Regions from separate parts of the Mus musculus genome. Here regions 1, 2, 3 and 4 are each linked to region 5. The links are chromatin loops, found by intact Hi-C in ENCODE. Cell type or tissue: left cerebral cortex. All regions are shown on one strand. Region 1 has its middle 66 kb from the start of Gm39957. Region 2 has its middle 36 kb from the start of Gm36597. Region 3 has its middle 18 kb from the start of Gm36597. Region 4 has its middle 110 kb from the start of Gm36597. Region 5 holds the start of Sstr4 (somatostatin receptor 4).

What was found. Hi-C counts contacts between places; a loop is a spot of excess contacts. Peaks named below come from ENCODE experiments on the same cell type or tissue, not always from the same donor. Only the 100,000 strongest peaks of a DNase experiment are listed, where the experiment ranks them.
Region 1: it touches region 5 in a loop (7-fold over the local background); 4 of 42 quality-filtered maps call a loop at or near these places.
Region 2: it touches region 5 in a loop (3.0-fold over the local background); 4 of 42 quality-filtered maps call a loop at or near these places.
Region 3: a loop joins it to region 5, with 2.0 times the contacts of the local background. A loop is called at or near these places in 4 of 42 quality-filtered maps.
Region 4: it touches region 5 in a loop (2.4-fold over the local background); 8 of 42 quality-filtered maps call a loop at or near these places.

What each region holds. Positions count from the first base shown.
Region 1 is chr2:148,323,132-148,328,131 of GRCm38, forward strand. No RefSeq gene overlaps it. Among named protein-coding and RNA genes, the nearest start is that of Gm39957, 66 kb to the right of the region's middle. In left cerebral cortex, no CTCF peak of the experiment used is centred here; DNase peaks (open chromatin) are centred at 2,907, 4,302, 4,584 and 4,754; H3K27ac peaks cover 1,595 bases.
Region 2 is chr2:148,204,026-148,209,025 of GRCm38, forward strand. No RefSeq gene overlaps it. Among named protein-coding and RNA genes, the nearest start is that of Gm36597, 36 kb to the left of the region's middle. In left cerebral cortex, no CTCF peak of the experiment used is centred here; a DNase peak (open chromatin) is centred at 2,861; H3K27ac peaks cover 1,892 bases.
Region 3 is chr2:148,186,297-148,191,296 of GRCm38, forward strand. No RefSeq gene overlaps it. Among named protein-coding and RNA genes, the nearest start is that of Gm36597, 18 kb to the left of the region's middle. In left cerebral cortex, no CTCF peak of the experiment used is centred here; a DNase peak (open chromatin) is centred at 2,767; H3K27ac peaks cover 1,040 bases.
Region 4 is chr2:148,277,316-148,282,315 of GRCm38, forward strand. No RefSeq gene overlaps it. Among named protein-coding and RNA genes, the nearest start is that of Gm36597, 110 kb to the left of the region's middle. In left cerebral cortex, a CTCF peak has its summit at 2,094 (motif pointing right); no DNase peak of the experiment used is centred here.
Region 5 is chr2:148,393,115-148,398,114 of GRCm38, forward strand. It overlaps Sstr4 (somatostatin receptor 4), which reads left to right and starts at 2,263. Exons shown (of 1, transcript NM_009219.3): 1 at 2,263-3,650. The coding sequence starts at 2,357. The coding sequence ends at 3,514. In left cerebral cortex, a CTCF peak has its summit at 2,830 (motif pointing left); DNase peaks (open chromatin) are centred at 2,025, 2,183, 2,789, 3,258 and 2 more places; H3K4me3 peaks cover 3,261 bases; H3K27ac peaks cover 3,279 bases.

The DNA of each region.
Region 1 (5,000 bases), 70 kb before region 5:
TCTTACTGGTTTCTTTATCTGGAGATCATTGGCTACCATGGCACTTCATGTATATGGTGTTCTGTTTTGTTTTTCTGCAGTGCTTGGAATTGAACCCAGAGCCTTGTTCATGCTAGTCAATTACTCTCCCATTGAGCTACATTTTGATCCTATGTACTTACTGTGGAATAACTTGTACCAGACAGTAAGTAGCTCTGCCTACTTATACCACCAACTATTGGTTACATTTATGCTTTCCAAATGAATAAAATGTAATTCCTTTTTGGAATAATGTAATAGTATTTCACTATTTTATTTAGAAAAGCAAAGTCAGAAAGAAGACAACAAAGGCTGTTTTTAATTCCTTGGTCCTGGGAGAACTGTTGTTATTAGTTGGTAGACAAATAGCTTTCTAAAGATCTCTGTAAGTTTATTGATCTACATGTACCTAAACATGGACTTTTACATAAAAGGCATCCAGTAAACATGATTTTACCCTATCTTGTGGCAACTTTTTCAACCCCAAATCTTTCCTCAGTACTAAGGCTGTACATTCTTGCGGGCATCACAGTAATTGTCACGGTTTCCTTTCTATCCCTGTGATAAACACCATGACCAAAATCAACTTGGGGAAGACAGCGCTTATGTCAACATATAGTTTACAACCCATCATGATGGGAAGTCAGAGCGGGAGCTCCAGGTACCTATGAAGCACAGAACATAGAGAAATGCTGATTATTGGTTTACTCCGTTTGTTTTCTTGTACATTATAGGACCACCAAACAACAGATGCAACCACTCACAGTGGGCAGAGCCCTCCCAAATCTATCATGATACCTCACGGGCTTAGCTACAGGCTAATCTGGTGGAGGTATTTAATTTTCAACTGAGAGTCCCTCTTCTCAGATTTGACTCCAGATTGTATCAAACTGACAAAAGAACTGACTGGCACAGTGACTACAGTGGGCATGTGAGAGCAATTGTTCCAGTGCCTTCCTCCATTGGTAGCTGCTTTACCTCTTGCTGAGAGGAGCAGCAGCTTGCCTGAAAAGCTCAACGCCTTCCTAATCCACTCCTGAGATGAAGGGTCTGGACTGTGTGGTGGTTGGTTTTGGTTGATAGCTGTATGGATGGTTAGAGAATTAGTAAAGCACACTCGGGAGAGTGTCTTGTGGGTGTCTCTAGAGATGACTGGCATGTAAGTTATCAGACTGAGTGGAGAAGTTTCATCCTGAACACATATGACATCATTCGATAGTCTAGGAGCCATGATGGAATGCAAAAGAGGAAAAATGAGAAAACTGTGTGTCCACCGGATGCACTGCCTTGCGCATATTCATGTCTTACTACTGAGGATGCTACACTGCAGATTCTTCAGCCTTTGAACATGAACCTGCATAAGTGGCTCTCCAGGTGGCTTTCAGGCCTTCAGTATCAGACTGAGAATTTATCTTTGGTCCTGAGCTGCTTCCTATTCCTCTTGCCCCTCAGCTTACAGGCAGCCACAATAGGTTCTATGACCCCAGCTCCTATCTCCTCTTTCACCTCTGTATTCTACTGGGTGCGATCCTCTAAAGAACCATGACTTGTGCAGATGGAGAAGGATGAACACATTTCACATGTTACAGAGGTCACTGACTTTATCTACAACCCTGAGGGAACCCACTTTCCCACAACCACCTCAGCTGTACATCTTATTCATCTTTGCGATCTTTTATAACTCAAATACTCAAACTCCTTTTTTGCTTGGGGGTCTTTTGTATGGTTTTTTAGGGGTAAGGTTGGAAAGGTTACTTACGTATCTAGGCTATCCTCAGACTTAGAATTCTCTGCTTCAGCCTTCCAAGTCCAGGAATTACAGACAGGCAACAGCATACCTGTATTGTTTTTATGCAGGTAAGTTAAGCACATTTTTTTCATGGATCTCTTGAATATCCAGGCTTACAGTTTTTAAAGCACACAATCTATTGTGAAAATAGGAGTGTATAGGCACTAGGTCAATTGTTCTCAACCATTCCCGACCCCCACAGGAGTTACCAAGGACATCTTGCATATCAAATGTTTGCATTACTATTCACACCAGTAGCAAATTTACAGTTATGAAGTAGCAACAATATAACACAAGGAACTGCATTAAAGGGTCACAGCTTTAGGGAGGTTGAGAAATACTGGACTGAGTAGTTATCAGTGGGAGCACCTTTTAAAATAGGCTCTGAGCTAGTGAATTGCCAATCTTTTCACAACATATAAAGAGTGAGATCAGGAGAAATATATCTTATGCATTTCTGCAGATGTGTGCCATCTCTCTTCTGAGGTACTCGGTGTTCTCAGTTCACATCCCTACCTCAGTTATACTGCCTGCACAAGACGGATAATAGGACACACTTGTGCTCCTCTCCCCTGAATATTAGTGTTAGTCACATCCTGGTTAGAAACCAGAAATCTTGATTGCACAACCCAAAACTTTTTTTCGCCAGATTCAAGTTGGGCTGTCAGGGCTTACATAGCATCTGGGTTTCTACTGAGAAACTTCACTCAGGGTACCAATCCTCCTGAGGTCAGCTCTTTGCATCACATTCATTTTCTCTCTCTCTTAAAATGTCACTTTCCTCCCTCAATGCTGGTAATCACACCCAGGACCTTGCTTTTAAGTGTTCCACTACAAAGCCAAATCTCCACTTTATATTTTATTTAAAAGATAATTAGAAAATGATACAAGTCTTGGTTTGCACATAGAGATGGAAAGACATGAGTTTCTTGCCCTTGGGAAAACCAGAATGTACTCATCAATACCACACTGTCTTATTTTCTACATCTGTTTCCTCTTGTGTATCTCTCTGGATGCGAATGCAGAGAGCTTGTGTCCCCACTTCCCGGATAGAGAAGCAGCAACTCAAGTGACAGGCGGTGACATTTACATGGTAGATTTAGATCAAATGGAGTCACGCTGACATCTGGTGCAGAATTCCCCTGCAGCTATGTGCCAAGGAAATAATGTGTGCTGCTGACTGTCTTTTCTGTGCTGCTGCTTGCATCCAAGGTTACCCCCTGACCCAATCAATGAAAGAAGCCACAACCCCACATAGCCTATGGCTGACCCCAGCCTTCTCTTAGTCCATTCCACAAGGACTTTGTGAAATCTACCCACATCTCAGTTTTAAAAACCATGATTAAGGAGTGCCATCAGCCAAAAGCTTATTCTTACTCAGGGCAGGGGGCAGCTACAGTTCTGTCTTCTTCCCACTATATTTTTGGTCAATGGAGTTGGGTGATGAGGCAAATTAAATATCTGATCAATAAATCTTGCAGTGACCCCAAGGCCATTATTCAACTCTCTTGTTTAATAAATACAGATTCATGTCAGAACTTAACTGTGTAATTGCTGGCCAATCAATAAATATTTGCCTAGGGGTAGTGTGGGGAATAGATGAGGCCACTGAAGGATATGAGACGCCTCATTTTTAAGGAGCTCATAACCCAGGCAGGAAGGAAAATCATCACCACATGAAAAGGCCACCACCACACACAGTGTGAACATCTGTACTTGATTGAGGGGAGAAAACTGCTTTCCCCCCAGAGTGGGACTCTGCTGGAAATGCTATAAACATCTTCAGTGAATCGATTCCCACCACTGCAAGGACTGTTGTTTTCCCTTAACCCACAGGAAATTCAATAAATAAAAGAGACTTTAACTGGGATCAGGAAAAAGACAGGGTTTTTTTGTGTCAGTTCAGGGAGAACGGGATGGCACAGAGCTGACCTCAGGAAGAGGACTGGTGCCCTGAGTGAACTTGGTCTTGCAGCAGAAACCCAGATGTAAGTAGTAAGCCTGTCAGCCTGACTTGAATCTGGAAAAGAATTTTTTTGAGTAGTGCAATCAAGTGAGCATCTAACAGTAATTGGTATATTTAAAAACAACACCCACATGTTTGTGCGGGTATGCGCGTGCACGCGTGCGCATACCCTCCCCCCCCCCCACACACCACAAGAAAGAAGGCTTGAAAATGCCCCTCAGAGGCTCCTCAGGGACATACACAGGGATATTCCACAAGAGCAGAAACTCAGAGTCTGCTATTGTCCTGCTGAAATTTGGGAGTAGAACCCACTATGTCTCTATTTTTGCTCAGCATATTAAACTTAGTATGTAACAAGCAAGTCAAAAACTTTGAGAATACTTCCATTCTGAATGATGCATGTGTGGGAGGAAGATTCCCACAAGGGAGGAAATGACCACTGCTATGAATTTCTTTGGCTCTATGCAAAAGTCAAATGAGGATAGTCAACAGTAACTAGTCGTATGTAGAGATACAGGACAGTAGTTCTCAACTGTGATGATTTTTCTCCTCCAAAGGGCATTTCACAATGCCTGGAGACATTTTTGGATATCTTAACTGGAAAGAGTAAGAGGCTACTGGCACCCAGTTGAAAGAGAGCAGAGAGAGACATTTCTGAGCAACCTGTACTATACAGCCAGCCTCCTGTTATAAATATTCATACTGACCAAATGGTCAGTAGGATCCAAGCTCAGAAACCCTTCTCTACAGTTATTTGAGTAGAATTTAAACTATTTCCATGCCAGAGAATACCATATGGAATGCAGCAAGAATTCTTAGTCTGCCAGGGATATAGATGGTTTGAAGGATTCCTCACATTTTTAAATCTATTTCTGTACCCCAGCAATCATCTGAGGTGGATCATAAAACCCAATAGAGAGACTCTGTGGTATTGTTGATTATAGAAAACCATTCAGTCATCATGAGAATGATACAGCATGTGAGACTAGCCCAAGCTTCATCCCACAGTCTCAGCATGTGAGAAGCACTCTGTCTGCGGTTCTGGCATGTGCAAAGTGATTCTTGATTCCCCTGCATTACACTTAACGCATAAGGGCATGGGCAGCAACCACAGACAATGTTTCAGCAGAGTGTCATGGAAGGAGAGATGGACGAATGGGACCATGCCTTCAGGGAAACATAGCTTTACAAGTGTATGAAGGGTTAATGAATGTTAAAAGTTAAAAT
Region 2 (5,000 bases), 190 kb before region 5:
TTTGGGGAAAGTGGGAATATGGAAAAGACCATGGGGAAAAAAACATTAGCAGGTGTGGTGATGTGCAGCCAGCTTTCCTAGGCTCAGGGCTGCCAGGGTTCTGACTTATGTGATATGCAGGATGCCTCTCCCTGCCCGCATAATGGAGGGAGTAGCACCGGCCTTCATCCACTGCTGCATCACTGCCTCAGAAGTCTTCCTCTACAGAATTAACTCTACAGGACCTTCTCTGCCCAGCTCACATGATGACCACACTTGGACTATGAAAGCCAGCAGACACTCACAGATGCTTGCTTCCAGCAGCTGTTGGCTTGTGGTACAAGGTGCTACAATAGAGCATGCCAGCAGCTGCTAACATCTGTATTTGTTTGTGGAAACTCCATCCTCACTATAGCTGCTGCTTTCTCACTGTTTCGGGTGTCTGCTTTCCTTTCTCTATCATCCTAGACTGCTTCTCTGTGTTTCCTTCCATGTCTTTAAACTAGAACACCAAGATTAGCTATAATCAAATGGAATAACAGGGCATTTCTGTGTATAAAATTCTCACATATACAAAAAATATGACTCAAATTATCAAAATAGACTTGGGTTGATATGCAGATATTGCACTCATTTATCATGAGAAAAAGCAAGACTTTGGGTTAAGTTATTATATAGACTCTAGACTTCTCAGAATCTACCTGAAGTCCCAGCCTGGATTGTATCTGTCCAAGTTCTGAACCACTCATTCATCCATGGACATCCCTGTCTCTATGTCAGGGCACTGAGATGCAAATAATAACAAAGGTAGTTGATGATCATGCAACTAGAACAAAAGGATAGATAATGCCCAGAGACATGAAATATGTAACAGCAATTTGCAGAAAGCATGTCAGGTTGATTGCCATGCATTCACAAAGAAAAATGTCTTTTCTCCCCTGATAATTCAATAAAAAAAGAAATTGGTCTTCATAGGAGCCCAGTACAGCAAAGATTTCTTTGAGCATGCACAATCCTAGAAATGGAATAAACACTGTCAAGAGTTGAGATGATAAGTTCTGAGACTGTGGCATTGACATCACTGTCCCAGGTTTAGCAGACTTCGTTCTAATGGCCATCCTGCCCTGTCCATCAGTGTGGCCAGCTCATCCACTCTCTTAGCTTCTGCTCTATGGTTTCCAGGCACTTTTATACTTTTGTTTCTTCTACACATGGAAATCGTGACTTTAAATGGCACCATATCCAACAGAGAAACAGAGACTGGTAGAGAATACTCCTTTCTAATTTTGTCTCTTTTCTACCCGAGACACTTGATGATCACTTTCTTTCATCCTGTGACATACAACTACTTGTCTTTATTTCTGATGTACTGTCTTCTCCTCTGAGAGGTTGCCTGGGGATACCCAAGCAAACTGCTTATGTATTTGAGTCACTGTCAGCTTCGGGGTAGGGAGGCTCAATCTTATAAGACCACCTCTTATTACCATAAAACTGAGTTATGTTTTGACTGCACAAACATGTATATTCCCTGAGGGTGGACAGGTGTGATTTGTGTATCTCATCCATACTTAGTCAATAGTACCATATGGTAGACCCTTCAAGTATTCTGTGAACTTATCAAACATATGTGGTATTAGCATCACATGGTCCTCTGTATCTGCAGGATTCTTGTTCATGTACTCAGACAGCTGCAAAGGGAAAAGTTTTACAGTGCTGGGTGAGTTGAAAATATAAGCATTGTCTTCTTATTGTTCCTTACCCAATTTAGTAGAACAAGTATTTACAAAAAGTTATCACAAGGAAGTGTTTGAAATGATATGTGTGGGATCCAAGTGGAGACAGAGTTGGGTGGGGAGGAGGTGTGGGATGTGGAGCAGTCGGAGGGAGGATGGGGAGGGGTAGGGGTGTAATATAGAGTGCAAAAAATGAATTACAAATAAAATAAAATTTAAAAAAATATGACCATTTTCTGCAAAGGTCAATTTGGTATTCAGAGGTTCCTAGAACCACTTCTTTATAGATTCGGAAGGACATATATTCCCATTTTTAAGTTAAGACACCAGAGTTGAAGGGCAGGGTTGCGGAAGTCAGCAGAGTCAAGCCTGCCAGGTGGATTTGCTAGAAGTTAGCTCGTTGGCTTGAAGGCATGGTGCTCAATTCCAGCCCTGTTTAACCTAGCCTGTATTGCAGCTGGGTCAGTGTGTCTAGAGTAAGGAAGGCTGTTCTGCAGTAGGATTGTTAAACCGTCAAAGGGTAGCCATCTATGCTATTTACTCTTTGCTCCTTTTCTCTTTCATGGGCTGCCGGGGAACCCAAATCCAAAAATATGCTCACTTGTAGAACACTTGACTTTATTCTATGTAGTTTTTTTTCTCTCGGCTACTTTTTAAAATTAATGGGATATACTTCTTTATGTCCCATTTATTTTAAAAAGTTTACTTTCATTAATCATGTTTCCCTACATGCATTGCAAAATGCTTCTTGTGGACTCTCAAAGAGAATCCAAGGAAGAAGGAAGTGGAGTCATGCCACAGAGCTGAGTAGTAATATTTGGTGGTAGTCATTGTCTCACTTGAGCTCTGGCTTCTGTTTGGGTCTAGGAGTCCCTCTTCTGTATTTGGAAATTCAGTTTCATTTGGGTAATTAGAGACTAAGAACACAGGATGCCTTTCACATGCAGCTGCCTAAGCCAGTGTTAGCAGATCGCAGAAACTTCAGGGTGGCCTGCACTTTTCCTCTCCTTTGCATGTCTAATGGCTCCCAGCTGTGGTCTCCCACTGCCCAGCCTCTGGGAAACCACACACTGATAGGACCTGGGCTTTGAATCTTGCAGCACTTGCCACTTGATTTTTAAGTGAAGAATGCTCAAAATAACTGCTCTTGCAAAGGAGAGGCACTTAGGGACACTTCCACACACAGAGCACTGCCAATGACTCATAATCAGGATATAAAAAGAAAAAAAACCCTGCCTGCCTGCTAAGGATTAATTCTTTTCTTATCCTTTGATTTTTATTCCCTCAAAGACAATTTTAGTCACAGTGACAATTTCACTTGTAATGTTTCATGGACATGTTCTAAGATTCTCTTCTCTCTTCTAGAAAGGCATATTTTGTATTCTCATTATCTAAAGACCCCTGCCTACAAAGTCTGACACTTCAGAAGGTTTTGAACTGCCCTATATCTATTTATATCTGTATATATCTATATCTATATCTATATCTATATCTATATCTATATCTATATCTATATCTATATCTATATCTATATCTATATCTATATCTATATCTATATCATCTATATTCTGTTCTTTCTTATTGGCTTGTGCTGGAAACCTCATGGGGCTCACTTGATTTTATATTGATAAAGTAGATATGGTCCCAAGCTACTTCAAATGTGAATGAGAAGTAGGCTGTAAATAAAGAGTGGCATTTGGGTTAATTCTAGGGGGTGTGGTCAACCCATTTCTGCCAGGGGAAGGAAGATATCCAATTTTAAAGGAAATCATGGAGACTCCTGTGAAGAAAATGGAATGACAGACAGTGCAAGAGGAAATAAGAGAGTCATCTTGGACATCAAAGCCTAAAAGAAAGGACCATCGCTAGCATGGATGGCAGCTATAAGATAAGAGACAGATTTGGCTCCAGGACAATGGCATCCTCAACAAGGCCTACTAATATGAAGATAAGTCTGCCTTAAGCAGCCACCCAATGCCCAAACCCCATGGATGTGGGCAGCAAGCTGTGGCAGTCTCACTCCATACAGATAGGCACAGGAAGAGGGGCAGAGAAGAAAAGAAAGAAGGAGGAGAAGAGGGAAAGAGAAGGAAAGAAGGTAGGAGGAGGCAGTGGTGGCAAGGAGGAAAATCCCAGGTAGAAAGGAGTGAAGCAATGAGCAGCTGGAGACCAGCTCACCTAAAAGCTGCTTTCAAGTCAAATAATGTATGTAAGACCTTGAGGTCTTACTCACAAGTTGTGTATAGGTAACTTCAAGTTCAGGATTGTGATGAAACAAACTTCATTACAATCCAGTAATTCACACACCACTAAAATGACTGATAGCAATACTAGAATCAGCTGTGATTTCATTGTGGTTTGCTTCTGGCTCTGTTGGAAGGTGGTGGAACCTTTCTGAGGTGGGGCCCACTGGGAGGTTTTATATCATTGGACATGTTTGAATACGAAATGTCCTCCACCTCAGGCTTATGTGTTAAATGCTTGTGTACTAACAGAAGGCAATATTTGGAGAGGCTGTCGAATCTTTTTGAGTTAGGGCTTAGCTTGAGAAAGTAGGTCACAGGGGCGGGGAGCATGCTTGCAGACTTCGTGTCTCTGCGTACTTCCTGTTCTGCTCTCTGTTTCCTGATCTGCTGTGGGTCATCAGTCACCCATGAACTAACCTGTTCAGCTGTTTCTTCCTGCCACGATGGACTAAAGCCATCTGTAACCATGAGCCTAAGCAAATTCTTCCCTGAGGAAGTTGTTTCTTTCTAGTATTTACAGTCACATAAATGTGACTCCTGCCTTCTTTTACTTTCCTGAAACATACATAGAGTAAAGAAGGAAGATCCTCAAGTCTCGTCAATGTCACCCAGCAAAGAATAGGGTTTGCAGTGAAAGTGGATCTAAAATAACAAAATGCTCCAAGCAGAATCCTATATTGGTTCGACACCATGAAAAACCAGAAATAAGAGCCAGACTTCTCACAATCCTAGACTTAAAAGGAAAGATAACTGCCTTAAAAGGAAAGAAGACCTGCATCTGCAACCCCTACAGATCAGAGTCACGCACTCATTTCTTCTGCCCATTTCTCAGATCAGAAAAGCAAGATCCTGAGAGGCTCTGTGACTATGTTTCTCCTGACCCAGACCTTTATGTGTGGATAGACTCAGAAACCCAAGGAAATCTGCAGGCTGAAGAGAAAGGCTGCCACATTCTGGGTTGTCCTCCCTCGTATAAAGTGGCAGTCTTGTAGAATTTTACTAAGTCTGGTGGTTTCAAGGATTTGTTTGGGAGTTTTTCAGG
Region 3 (5,000 bases), 210 kb before region 5:
TTGGGAAGTAGAGGCAGGAGAATCAGAAGTTTAAGGTCATTCTTGACTATATTGTGAGTTTGACACCAGTCTGGGCTACAGAAGAAATGAGGGAAAGAGAGAAGGAAGGAAGGAGAGAGAGAAAGAGGGATGGAGAGAGGGAGAGAGAGAGAGGAAGAGAGAGCGTGAAAGTGAGATTGAGAGGAAGGGCATGTAGGAAAGCAGTGAGGACCAATCAGATTTAGCAAATTGCTTTGTGTTTTACAAAGCTTCGGATGATGCAAGTGGTTGGCAACTGAGAGCGTTCTAGACTCTTTTCCCACCCCAGAGGCAAAAATTTCTCCGAACGTGTCTCATAAGAGCAAACATGCCATAGAATGAACAGCATTATGGAAATATTAGTGGTCAAGCGCACTGGATGTTAACTTTTTCACAGTACATGCCAAATCCCCTATATAGTCACCGTGTCCAACCCCCTTCTTCAGCTATTCATTTGTTAGACTGCCAAGCTGGCTAACAGGAAATAGGCTTTCAGAAGGGGCATTGCTTGCATTCCTTTGACCATGAGTGAGACCAAGTCACTTTCAGTATTTAAATAAGCCATTTGTATTTCTTTCCCACTAGATCATTATATTTATCCTCCATTTGACTTTCTAGGCAGTGTGTATTTTATTTTTAAAATCTACATGTACTTTCAACTCTAAAAAAAAAAGAGGGATTCTTGTGACAATTAACTTTCTCGGTTTGTCATTTGTCATCTGAATATGTTAGTGCTTATTATAATTTATTTTGATATCGTGTCTCATTGTATAATATAGGTTGGCTTGCAATTTAGAATCTTCCTGCCTAGGCTTCCCAAATGCTGGCATAGAAGCCTGGGCCACTACCCTTCATTTCACTTTTAATTAGTCATGTTCACCAACATTTGACAAAATATCCACACTCAGTAATCATCCAGCCATCTTGGAGATTTTGCCAATTTTTTAATGCCAAGGCTATCTAGATGTGTTTGGCTTTACCTTTATGAGGGCCTTCTGATAAAGGGAGATGGTGGGCCATTTCTGACTTGATTTGTGGCTTCTCAGTGGCCAATCTATGGTGGGTCACCAGGAAAATGTGTCAAACATGAGAAGTGTGTCTGGCCTTGGGAGTACAACAAACAGCTGGCCTGGAGTTCTGAAGTCTATTTTGTTTCCTTCCATTTTCTTAGGAGCTGTAAAATGGAGTTCTCTCAATGAGTCTGTGGTCACTTTCTGTTCTCCCTGGATGGAGCACATTAGTGCATTTACTAATGAAGGTGATGTGATAACAGTATGTCACCAAAGGCAGAAGATCTGGAAATCTAGTCTAGCCTTCCATTTTTTCTTTTCCCATAAGTCCCTGCTGAATTAGTGATGAGCTATACTTACCTCTGTGAATGCACTTTAAAAAAATAACCTTCTATTTAAAAATGTCAAGTCTAGCTTTTCCTACTAATGCATCCTGTGTCCATTTCTAGTAAGAGATGATTAAGAAAGTAACAGCTACTGTGGAGCACTTTACTTCTCATAAAAGCCATCTGATGGAACTTTTCATGATAAGTTGGCAGAGAAGAAAGCTAAAAAGCAGTATTATCATGTGGCAGCATTTTATATGTTCTACCTTTGTGGATGAAGACTTTGTTTTGAATGTCTGATCCCACTAGGCCTTGATATTTTTTCTTTTGTGATGATACAGAAGCAAAAATACATTGGTTGGACTTGGTTCTTGGAATTTGAAGTGTGTGCCTTCTCCTCAGCTAGTGACATGCTCTAGCATACCTCTCCTGAGATGCCAGGCAGTGGTAGCCAGTGACAGTGGTATGAAGGTCAGTGGTCTAGTTACTTAGAGTGAACTACAATGACATTTTTGGATACAAACATTCAATAAATTGTATGAGATCCTCCATGGTTTATTATAAAATCGACTTTGTGTTAATGATTGCTTCCAGCTTAAGGAGAAGATCAGTGCTCTGTCACATTTAAGACAAGCCAGGCTAAGCTATGATGTCTGGGAGACTAGGTGAATTAAATGCATCTTTGAACTGGAGAGATAGCTTGATTGACATAAGTGTTTTCTGTATAAACATGAGAACTTGGGTTCAGATCCATAGCAGTCATGTAAAAATTCCAGGCATGGTGGCATTTGCCGCTAATTCCATGGCTATGGAGATGGATAAAAAGGTCCCTGGGTCTCACTGGTCAGTCAGTCTAGTCAATCAATTACCTACAAGTTCATGGAGAAACTCTCTCAAAAACAGTGTGGAAAGTGATTGATGAAGATACCTTATATAAACCTCTGGCCTTCACAGACACTCAAACATGCAGCAAAGTGAATGAGACTTAAAATTTGGGGGGGTGGGTACCTATAAAAAAACAAAAAACCAAACCAACCGCATGCCACAGTTGGAGAGGTGAATTGAGAAGCTACAAACCAATGTCCTATAGGCAGATCATGATCGAGCTGGTCATGATGTTACAGGTACGATATTCAGTTCATGCATCAATGCCAGGTGGCCCTTCCGTTCCCAGAGGGCAGAGCACAAACACACTATGGACTTTCCATGCTCCCGGAATTACCCCAATTGGTATTTGTTTGTTTAGCATTTCTATCTTTGGCCTCCATGCCTCTTTCTTAGGGGGGGGGGATTACCCAGATAATTGCACAGCTGTGCAGACTTCCCCACAAAGATCGTAAGCTTTCATCCCTCTGTCAGTTGGAAAATACATTTCTCTACTCTGAAAGGGTTGTTCTTGGCTGTGCTTTCTAGCACTTAGCTCTTGTCAAATTGAGATAAAGCACATTGGCGGCTTCAGGACATCTTTGAGCCAACAATCAAGGACACATGTTGGTGCAGCTGCCCTGAACATCCATGCTAGGATTGGAAGTTGTGTTTCTTCTCCTAGGATTTTAATGGGGGCCTCTGAAGCATCCAGTTTTTTTCTTTAGCCCCAAGGTGATGTTTATTTCACCTAGATATTTTCCAGCAGGATGGTGAGCTCGTTCAGAAGACACTTAAAGCAGAAACAGGGACATTATATACAAAACAAGTGTTTGAGACATTGAGTTTCGTCAGTGATACACCTCTGAATGATCAGCACTTAGAACAAGATGGGGAATGTTTACATCATTCCAGGCAGTTCTCTGAGTCTTTTCCAAATCAAGCCTCCTGCCTTATCCAGGGCAAGCACATTCTGACTTCTAGTGCCAAGAGATCAATCTTGTCAGTTCTACAGCGGCATACACATGAGAGTGTTTCTAGGCTTCTTCCGCACATGTGATACTTGTCAGAATCCAACTAAATTGCTTCTGTCAAGTCTTACAAAAACAAAAATAAATAAGCAAGGGAGCTGCGAAGGATGTTACCATCCAGTGCTGATGATGGTAATTATCACAAAAACCTCTCAGAACCCCAGATTACTCAAAGAGCACTTCAGGCTTAACTGAAAACAAGCACGTGAGCGAACCTTTCTTCAGGACATCTGCCCGGTACTTGTCTGTCAGCTTCAGACTGGCCTCTCCTGCTATTAGATCTTCTGTTATAGTCACTGTGTTGTTAGACCACAAATTACTGCTTCAGATAGCATATGCATCTTTTCTAGCTTTGGGTTTTAAAAACTTCACCTTGCCCCAACCTCCACGAATGTTCTCACCATTTACTGAGGCACGTATTTTCTCATTGCAATGCTATTCTGTTCCCAAGTAAATGCAATTCCTCTTGGGAGACTAATTATCTAGTTTGACCCTCAGGGCATTTGCACATGTGCCTATTTATGCATATGACTGTGCCTACCAGTACCTCAGTGGTTACATAGGATTCCATGAATACACCATTGGTAGGCATTTGGTTGATTTGTTCTTTGGGGCCATTATCAATAAAGCTGGTAAGAAAATTCTTTGCCTAAAAATTCTTAAAGACATATGATTTCCTTTTTCTTGAGAAGGCACATAATAGAATTGCTGGGCTGGTATATGCTTAGCTTTATAAGAAGCACAATGGGGTGTTTTCGAAAACTAAAATTTCCACAGAGTTGTTGCTTCTCAAAGCTAGAAGGGAACTTTGTTTCTCTAGTTACTGACTCCAACCTAGTCCTTTAAAATAAAGGTCACTGAGATGTAGACATGCCATTCAACTTTTTTCTATAGTCCAGTAAGTAACAGGACTCTAAGACCTATCTCTCTGACTGTGCATCCTTACAGGAATATGAGAAAACCTTTCTCATTTCTACCTGTGATGTAGGAATGATTTTTGGTTGGTGGGTCCATGTTCTTATCTTGAATCACATTAAAGAAAGCAGCATCCATGATGATCTTTTTAAATCCACAGAAGATCCTACAGTACATTGGTTTTTATGACATCATAATTCCAGGAAGCAACAGCAAGTGGAAGTGAGTCTATTTCACAGTTCAATTTTCACACAACTATAGAACATTGAATATTTTCATTTTGTGAAATTTCTACTAAGGGCATATATATAGATATGTGGGAGACTGTTGTATAAAGAGGTTTGTGTCATTTATAATGGCAGAAGAAATGCCAAATTTAACTTTTATAGATCAATATAGAAGAGTATTATGCAACCACAAAATGTTATATAACATTTATCTATATTATTATTATATATAATAAAATATGTCAGAAGTACTCCTGTCTTAACCCAGGTGTGTAATGCCTTTTGACACTGTGGCATATTGTTGGTGCTCAAGAATTGTACAAGTCTTATGTTCTATTTAACTTTACATTTTTGTACTTGGCTACTTTCATAGCTTTCCTCAGCTCCATGTAGACTGGGCAGGCCTTGTAAAGCATGTGTGGAAAAATTCTAGAAAAGTAAAAGCAAAATAGGAAGAATGTATCGAAAGAAGGAGTTAAAGGTGCACGGCTTAAGAGATTGAGACTAACCTTCCGGTTATCTTTCCACCTTCTCGGTTACACCAAAGCAGTTTGTCACAATCAGGTGCCCTGTCAGGTGCCAGGAGTACAGCAGAGATTGACATACAGA
Region 4 (5,000 bases), 120 kb before region 5:
CTTACTTTCTTTTAATGATTGAAAAAGACTAGCCACCTAAGGATATCTATGGAACTGCTTCCTTGAACTTAAAAGATTGGACTTTTGTAGTGATATCATAGCATTCTCACCCATAGATGGTACATTTTGATGCCTTTTCATATGAAATTGCACAAAGTGTCTGTACCTTAGCTGGAAATTTATATTACAATGTGAAGTACTCAGTGTGTTATGTCTTTCTTATGTAAGGCCATGCATCTATCTCTGCCTTCCCACTGTCCATCACCTACCCCTGGGTTGTCCAGTTACCTCATAAACATCATTAAGGAAACATCTACCATTTGGTTGATTGGTCACTTGATAACATACATTTATTTTCTTATTAATATGAAATTACTTCTTGTCTAACACTATATTCAATATATACTATACTATATTTTATGATACTATAGATGTACCATAAAATTCATTATAAAACGTTTGTCATATTTTCCAGCTGTAAAAATCTCTTATCTCCATATTCATTAAGGGCAGGCTACATGTTCAGGTCACAGGTGTGGAAGTCCTCTGTGCCAAAATGGAGTCACCCAGGTCAGGCACTTGCAAGATGGAGTCAAGAGGCGGCAAGGGGACTGCCGTCAAAGACAACTAACCTCACAGCATTAACAAAAGCCTTTTTGATCCAAGATGCACTCAATTACGCAGCTACAACTGCTTCTGGGTAGACATCTCCATGCCAACAGCCAGTCCCATGAATCAGCCCATTCCACCTTCTCAAGGAGCTGCTGCGACCAGCTTATACTACTTCTCTCTTTGGACTTTACACACTTTCCCCTACAGTGGAGAGGGAAGAGACCTGCTCAGGCAGTAAAGTTCTTAAAATAAGATCATTAGGACCAGAGTCCAGACCTCTGGCATCCAAGTTAAAATAAATAAATATGCCTGGTAGTGCATGACTGTAATATTAGCACTGGGGAGTGGAAAGAGACAGATTCTGAACTCACTGACCAGCTTGCCTAGCCAAATTGGTGACCTCCAGGTTCAGTGAGTGACCTTATCTCAAAGAATGAGGTGGAAAGTAACTGAGGAGAAAATCTAATATTTATCTACCTCTGGCCACCACACACATGTGCACACATACATGAACATGTACAACACACACACACACACACACACACACACACACACACAGCGTTTTCTCTGTAGTAACCTCAGAGAGGCTTATGATTATCAAAATTTCCCAGGTCTGTAAATTCTACTCATTCCCACATAAACTCTATCTACAGAATTCTGTTTCTTATTTTGGTTGATCAAAAGCAAAATAGAACAATGTGGGAAGTCTGCATGATTGTCTTAATGCCATTTGGTGTCTTGTCCTTGTTTAGCAAGGTCCCTTTGTATTCGTTCCTGTTGTTCCTTCAGAGAACTGCCTTTGGCCAATAATGGTTTCCTCTTCTCTTAAAATACCTTCAGGTTACATAGTTCATAGGTTTCAGAAACAGCCATACCAGAGGCCAGCCCTTTCCCCAAGATAGGAAACTCTGCAATAGCTAGGCCTTTCTTCTCTTTTGTGTGTTTTCTGCAGCTTCTGGGCAGCATACTCCAGGTCCTTCAGCCTTTGAACTCTGACTTGCCATCAGTAGTTTGCCTGACCAAGTTCCTTCCCCAGACACAGGCTACCACACATGCAGTGTCCTCGGAGTTCTGCCAGTCATTTGTGTTGTGATCCAACAATGACATCCAAACATGGGTGTTAGCTCTAAAGTCTTCTGGGTCTGAGAAGTGAAAATAGATTTGACCCATCCTGTTGCCAGATGCAAACCAGTATACCACTTTCCAGCTGTTTTCTATCCTACAGGCTCTCCAGAACTTTCTGGAACTTGAGGTATGAAAAATAGATGGTGTTTTACAAGTGGCTTCCACAAGACTGTTTGGAAAAAGCTGTTCGAGCTGTGGACAAGTTGGCTCTAACATAGTTGTCATACCCTCTGGTCTATAATGACCCTATAATACACTGCTTCCAACCCCTTGGGGGAATCAGCCCTGAGAGGGAGATAGTAATGCCAAGCAAAGCAATAAGGCAATGGCTCTCTCCCAGAGGAAAGGCCAGTTTCTATCAACAGGGGGCACCACCCATTTTCCTTACTCTCCATGAAACAAATTAAAAGAAACTGTAGCTAAGAGTGCAGTCCGCGAAGCTTCCAAGTTTAGAAACCCACACAGGTTTGTAGCAGGGGAAAAAAAATCAAGAATCATCAAGGACCACTTTCTTGACCAGAAGTCTGAGAGTCAGAAGCCCTTCTGGTTGAACCAGACTCCACAGGGCTCTGCCTTCTGAAGCTACTCGGCACCTAGTGCCTCTCTCCTCCCAATAATTGGAGGTTTTATAAGTGCACAGCTATCATTCTGACTTGAGAGTTTCCACCATCATGTCTGTGAACTGCTTCTCAGATTGCTCTCTGGCTTAGTTTTCAAAGGCTTCCCCATACCCTGACACTGGCTTTAGGTTACTGCTTGAGGCAAACGAGCCCCATGTGGATAATTCCTTTCCTTGGGTGGGTCACATCTTCTCTTGAACATCAATGTTAAACTGGTGAGCTCAGGTTCACGAAGCCTCTCATATCCACTCTCCTGTATGCTCAGACTGAGCAACTGATTTCAGACTTTAAGATGCACGTAGAGAATCATTCATAATACAGGCCATTGTTTTTTGTTTGTTTTTTGTTTGTTTGTTTGTTGATTGATTTTTGTGACCTGGGGGAAATCATTATCATTATAAGCTCTGAAATCTGTCTTTGATTATATTTTCTATTTGTTTTTTTTTTTCCATCAGTGAGCAAACTTTTGAGAAAGGGCGGCATCTTGAAAAACTAGAAGTATGAGTACCAGCCCAAGAGTCCTACAGAGCAGATCTTGATACATACCTTGAGAGAAACAGAGTGACAATAGAAGCCATTTTTCTTCTCTTTCATCTTTTTGAGGGACATCTTGAGTGGGAGACACAGAGAGGGTACAATAAACCTGTAGAGATGGTATCTGGCAACAGCTGGGTCTGATGGGAAGAACCCATACTTCAAGTGAAGCCACCCACGTTTCACCTTTTCTTTCCACCTGGGTTGAGTTCCGGTACCTACAACTGCAAGTGGCTTATGATGCTAACTTCCCTTTATTTTGTTTTGTTTTATTTTATTTTCTCTACTCCCTCCAATCTGATTCCTTGGGGATACCTCCAAATAACTATATGCACCTCCATCCCCACCTCGGGTTTGCTTATGTGTCTTCTCAGTTGAGGTCCACATTCTGAAGTTGTTTGGTGTCTAGTTGCCAAGCATAATACTGCTGAACATTGGGGCATTCTTCCAAGATGCATTCCCAGAGCCTAATGTCTCCTTATTTAAAGCAGACGCATAGTGAAAGTTCTCCTCTTGAGTCATAGGACTTGATTCAACTTAGTGGGAAGACGGAGGAACAGGATTTGTCTCCAATGATGAACTTTATATCCGCTGGGTCTGTCCAGTTTCTAGGACCCCATCAATCAATCAATCAATCAATCATGTAGCAGCAAGCATCCTCCCCAGGCACATTCCTAAGCTGGAAAGCACATTAGCATGAATATAGTGCATAAGCACTTTCTGCTGTGCCTCAAAATTGGTGACTCTGTCACTCATGCCTACTTAAATTAATTTACATGCTTTCTTGATTAGGTAAATCTCATCTACCCATACAATGCAATAACAAAACAATTTAATTATGGTGTCTGATTTGAGGGTATTTTTCCCTATTAGTGTTTGGACTGGAGACAACATGGCAACAGTGAATAGGAGCCAGGCTCAGTGGTTTCTATCAGAGCTGTGTGTACCATCATCACTAAAGAAACAAAGATCCACAAATGCTTGAGGTTCCATTCCTGGATGAGCTAGCCAATATGGTGGTGATGGAATGGACCTAGAGCAATGTTTTTCACACCAACCATATCTCCAAGTTCACAAGAGTTGAGTTGGTTGACACCAGGCACTGGAAATCATCTCAATGGCAGAAATGCATGTCCCCATAGCTCTCAGGGAACCACCTCACCAGCAGGTCCCTCTACTGCTTGCTTTCTTTGGCAGTGTTCTAGATGGTTGGATGGGTGTGGGTGGTGATGCCTTTAACATCATTATTATTTTCCAGGCCTGTGGCATTCTGGGCTAAATGTTAATCTGAAATCAACCTGGTGAAGAACTGATTCTTCACCTTTTAGTTTTTTGTCTCAACCCCACCAGGATACACCAAGGAAAGTAAATATGAAAAATAACAAAAGATAAGTCGGAGCTGGGTACTTCTTGTTTTGCCATTTGAATTATTGACAGGTCAGATTTCAACACAGAGAAAAGTTCTGATCTCTCTCTTTTCTCTCTCACACTCTCTGGACCAGTTTCTCATCTCCGAAAGACAAGCATGTCAAAAATCTAAGCAAGCTTCATGGGAATTATTGAAAGTGTAGAGGTAGGAGGGGGAATGAAGGGAAGCAAGGACCCCATCCTTAATCCTATGCTTGCTTAGAGCAGCTTCCTTTACCTGTTGAAGAGGTAGAGATGACAGGCTGTGTGGACTCAGTATGTGAAGGATCCTTTCCTGGCACTCATCCAGAGATGCTGAGACAAATGTGTCTAACCCACAGCTCCATCTCTCAAGGACCAGTAACTAGCCATGATCCAGTCTATGGGCTTTAGGGGGAACCTGTGGCTGACACTTGTAGGTGGCAAGCACCAGGAGGTGGCAAGCACCAAAGGGTGGCTGGTTCAGAGCTTGTGATGAAAAATATACTTAAGAAAAACCTGTGAAGACAATAAGGACATGCAATGCACTGACATTTACATCGTGGAACTATTCTCCTTCTCCATGCCTCTTCTTCACTGTTTTCACCTCGTCCTGCCTTAAAGAGGAGTGAAGCTCATTCTGGTTATCCGATTTTCTTGATAAACAAAATGTGGTAAAGGAAAGTATACTAAACATCCTTGATAATAAAAAACCCAGCTGAA
Region 5 (5,000 bases):
GCTTCTGCAAGGCACCAGGTAGCATGTAGCTCAAACATATGCACAGATAAACACTTAGAAACTGAAAATAATAATTTCCTTTTAAATTGAAAGACATGTCCCCAAGAGACCTATTTTTCTTAAGTAGGCTCTGCTTCCCAGTTTCCATTCTGCAAAGTAGTGTCACCATCAAGGGGACACAGCCTATGGGAGACATGTGATATGCAAACCAAAACAAAGTCAGGTTTCCCAACTTCCTTTTACACAACCACAAGAGATTTGACCTTTGCAACAGTGCTATGCTGTAGGTAGGGCCTCTTGGCATCAACTTAATACCAGTTCATTGAAGCAACTTTTAAAAGACAAGATCAGATGGCCCCACCAGTCCCTGAACCTCATTCATGACACATGTTCAGAGCCCGAGGCAAAGAGTATGGAGGCAGGAAGTACCAGGAAGGAACTTTTGAGGAAGAAGTAGGAAGATTCCAAAAGCTCACCCGGAGAACTTCAGGAAAGACTTTTCCAGGAAGAGAGAGTACTGAATGCTCAATAGGTGAAGGGACCTCGGAGGAGGTGAGTCCAGGGAAGGGGACAGACAGACAACACGCTTGACCTGGAAATAGAGGTAATCTGTGGAACAGTTACTGAAGAGTCTCTCCAGAGTCCAGAGTTACACAGAAAGCACTGGACACCTCCTTCCACTAAACATTTCCTCTGCTTTTTTTCTGTGTGAGGGTCCAGGCCCCTCCCATGGAGACATTGATAGGAATAAGACTAAAGGAAAAAGCAGGCACATTTAAGGACTGACCACAAAAGGGGTCATGCCCTTTAGGGCCAGCTCTTCTCTAGGGCCTTGCTTTAGCAGCTTATCTAGGGCAGAAGTGGAGGGTTCCCTGCTCATGTCTAGCAGTGAGTTTGGAAGCAGGGATGGATGACACAGGCTGGCAAGCCATCTTTCTTCCTGTGGCAGGAACCTCCATGAGTGAGTGCCATGTGGGAGTTAGCAGGTCTCTCTGTCACTGGAGTCCACTTACTCAAAGCACCTGGGAGACAGGGATTCACTTTCTTTTTCTTTTTCTCTTTTATTTTTTTTTCTTTGTTTTGTTTTTTGAGATAGGGTTTCTCTGTGTAGCTCTGGCTACCTCACTCTGTAGACCAGGCTAGCCTCTGCCTCCCAAGTGCCAGGATTAAAACCGTATGTCACCACTAGCATTCTCTCTCTGTCTCTCTCTCTTTCTCTCTCTGTCTCTGTCTCTCTCTCTTTCTCTCTCTGTCTCTGTCTCTCTCTCTTTCTCTCTCTGTCTCTGTCTCTCTCTCTCTCTCATGTGTGTGTGTGTGTATATATATATATATGTATATATATACATGTGTATATATATATATATATATATATATATATATATATATATATATGAATGATGGGAGGCAGATGCATGCATGCCACAGTGGGAAATAGAGGTCAAATTTCTTTTCTTGTGAATCATAGGGATAAAATTCAGGTCTTCAGGCTTAAGAGCAAGCACTTTTATCCCTGAGCCATTTCACTTGCCTGAGGTTAGTTATCTTGGGGTTAAAGGTATCTCTAGTTCTCCTAATACCACTCCATTTCCTGAGGACCTTAATTCCATGCAGATTCAATTTAAAAGATTCAGAGGGCCAGTGTTTGGGGTGAGGGAGGGCGGGCGGGCAGGAAGAGAGGGAGAGATCCAAGACACACACCCCAGGACCCCAACTCCACCTCTGGCCTCTTATCGACCTTGAATCCACAGAAATGTCCATAGAGACTTTCAGTTTCCCTCATCCCTGGACTGAGCTAAAGGACAATACAGGACTTTCTGAACATTGAAAGAGCAGGGAAGGGCTGTCAGGTGCTGGGATGATGGCTCTGCGTGCTTGGGTGCTTGGGGTAATCTGGGGCCATCCAGATACTTTAATACCCAGAAAACTGTAGGTAGTGAGCGAGCGATTCGGAGAGAACCAGGATCCTAAGGGGAGAGGATCTGAAGAGCTGACGGAGGCGAGATCTAGCGGCACACGGTAGGACGGGTTCCAAGTAAAGTTTCTGATAGCCCGGCGAAACTGGCAACATGGCAGAGGTGGCGCAGGTAAGAAAAGCCCACAAGAGCTCTTCGGGCAAAGGCACCTGAGGTTGGGCGCGCGAAGGGAAGGGCGCGCGCCGGGCAAATGGAGCTCCCGCGGCCGAGGGGCGCGCGGCAGCGCAGGGATTGGCGGGTGCTCCCGGGCCCCCGCGCACTTCTTAGGCGGAGCGGCTGAGCCGAGCGTGTGCGCGCGCGACCCCAGCCCGCCTCTTGGTCCTTGGCTCAGCGCTCCGCTGCTCTCCACCGCATTCCGCTGCCCGGGGTGGGCACCCCGAGACATGAACGCGCCAGCAACTCTGCCTCCGGGGGTCGAGGACACCACCTGGACCCCTGGGATCAACGCCAGCTGGGCTCCGGACGAGGAGGAGGAGGATGCGATGGGGTCCGACGGCACAGGGACAGCGGGCATGGTCACTATCCAGTGCATCTATGCGCTCGTGTGTCTGGTGGGCCTGGTGGGAAACGCCCTGGTCATCTTCGTGATCCTACGCTATGCCAAGATGAAGACAGCCACCAACATCTACCTACTCAACCTGGCCGTCGCCGATGAGCTCTTCATGCTCAGCGTGCCATTCGTGGCCTCGGCGGCTGCCCTGCGCCACTGGCCGTTCGGGGCGGTGCTGTGTCGCGCAGTGCTTAGCGTGGACGGCCTGAACATGTTCACTAGTGTCTTCTGCCTCACCGTGCTCAGCGTGGACCGCTATGTGGCTGTTGTGCACCCTCTGCGCGCCGCCACCTACCGGCGGCCCAGCGTGGCCAAGCTAATCAACCTGGGAGTGTGGCTAGCATCCTTGCTGGTCACCCTGCCCATCGCAGTCTTCGCTGACACCAGGCCAGCTCGTGGGGGCGAGGCCGTGGCTTGCAACCTGCACTGGCCTCACCCGGCCTGGTCTGCGGTCTTTGTGATCTATACTTTTTTGTTGGGCTTCCTACTCCCGGTTCTGGCCATCGGATTATGCTACCTGCTTATTGTGGGCAAGATGCGCGCTGTGGCCCTGCGGGCTGGCTGGCAACAACGGAGGCGCTCAGAGAAGAAGATCACTAGGCTCGTGCTAATGGTGGTGACCGTCTTTGTGCTATGCTGGATGCCTTTCTATGTGGTGCAGCTTCTGAACCTGTTTGTCACCAGCCTCGATGCCACTGTCAACCATGTGTCCCTCATCCTGAGCTATGCCAACAGCTGTGCCAATCCCATTCTCTATGGCTTCCTCTCTGACAACTTCCGGCGCTCTTTCCAGCGGGTTCTGTGCCTGCGCTGCTGTCTCCTGGAAACAACTGGAGGTGCTGAGGAAGAGCCCCTGGACTACTATGCCACTGCTCTCAAAAGCAGAGGGGGTGCAGGATGCATATGCCCTCCTCTGCCCTGCCAGCAGGAGCCCGTGCAAGCAGAACCTGGCTGCAAGCAAGTCCCTTTCACCAAGACCACTACTTTCTGAAAACCATTTTACCCTCCCTCACCTCGCCTGCAAACGGGTCTGCGCCACTCTCTCAAGCCAGCAACTTCAAGAACAACTCCTGTTTTCACTAAGCCAGGCCCTTTCAGCAGCCTGTGTGCTGTCCCCAGGAGCCTCAGGACTCCTGCTAGTCCCTCCCTCTCCTAGGACTGGCTCCAAGGACACCTCCATGGGGGTAGGACTGCCCTGGGATTTGGGCTAAAGTACCATCCATTCCTGGGCCTCTGGCAATTTTTCAAGAGGTGGGAAGCAGGTGGTGGTCAGAAAGGAATGTCTACCCTTGTGTGACTTGTGACAGTGACTGCTTGAAAGAGCCCTTGGGAGGCTGAGGTAGGCAGAGCCTGTGCTCTGTGTAGGCTCTTTGCTGTATGGTAGCATAGTGTGTATGGTGAGACAAGGGAGAAGATAGGATAACTCCAAGTGGTTTCCCTCTGTGTCGGTCTGAGGCTCTCGTTGCTAAGTGAGATGTCTACGTAACAGACGAGGGCACTTGCACTGTCACTGTACAAGTGTTTTCCAGTTGTCAAGGGGCCAGTAGAGACTTCCTGTGAGTGTGAAAGGCTTAAAGAAGCATGATGTGGGGCGGTTTTGCAAGGCATAAAACTTCTGGTCAGGAATTCAAAGGCAGAAAGGATTAAAATCTCATCAGCTGCAATTTTTTTTCCACCCCCGTCCCTGATTGCAGGAATATGAAACCCCATTAAAGCCCGAGCTATGCTATGAGGGGGAAGGTGTCGGAAAAAGACCAGAGAACTAGGTGGAGGGGAAACAGACTCTGTTTTGACATCAGATGATGACCACAGTGAAAAGCCATTCCTGTGCCTTGTAAGTTAACCACAGCTTCAGTATACTTCCCCTGAGGAAGATTCACAGCCTGTAAGAGCTTTACTTAGGCTAAAGCGCTGGAGGGAACCCAGCTTATGCAGCATCTGGGTGAGAAGTGGCTGATTACAGCCCAGATCAGTATAGCAAAAATGCCCTGCTGAGTTCTACTGAGCCATCGCTGGTGGTACTAGAACAACGAGCCAAGAGGGGGAGGAGGAAGCACAGGGTAGTCATCTGGGCAGTCTCCACAGCTGCCTGGCAAGGGAGAGTGTTCTTGAAAAGAAAACACCTGGATCCTATCATCCTAAAGAACATAGCCCTGTGTCTTCTAGGGCAGTCAGCATGAGTTCTATCTAGCTGTTGGGAGGCTAATGAGGATCCAGAGTGAACCAAGAAGTAGAGTGGGGCCTGAGGGAATGCTCCACCACCCTGTGGGTTACAGTGAATCTCTGAAACCCTGGGAGAAGCAGGAGGTGACCTTTTTCTGGGCTTCTTGCCCAGAGCCATGACTTGTATGACAGTAGCAGCTGCCTGGTATGTGGGAAATGGACAAGGCGGCTGAATTCTGGTCCCAGGCACAAATATCTTAAAACCCAAGCAGGTCACTCAGGCCAGGTCTTCAGAATTTTTGCCTGGAAAAATC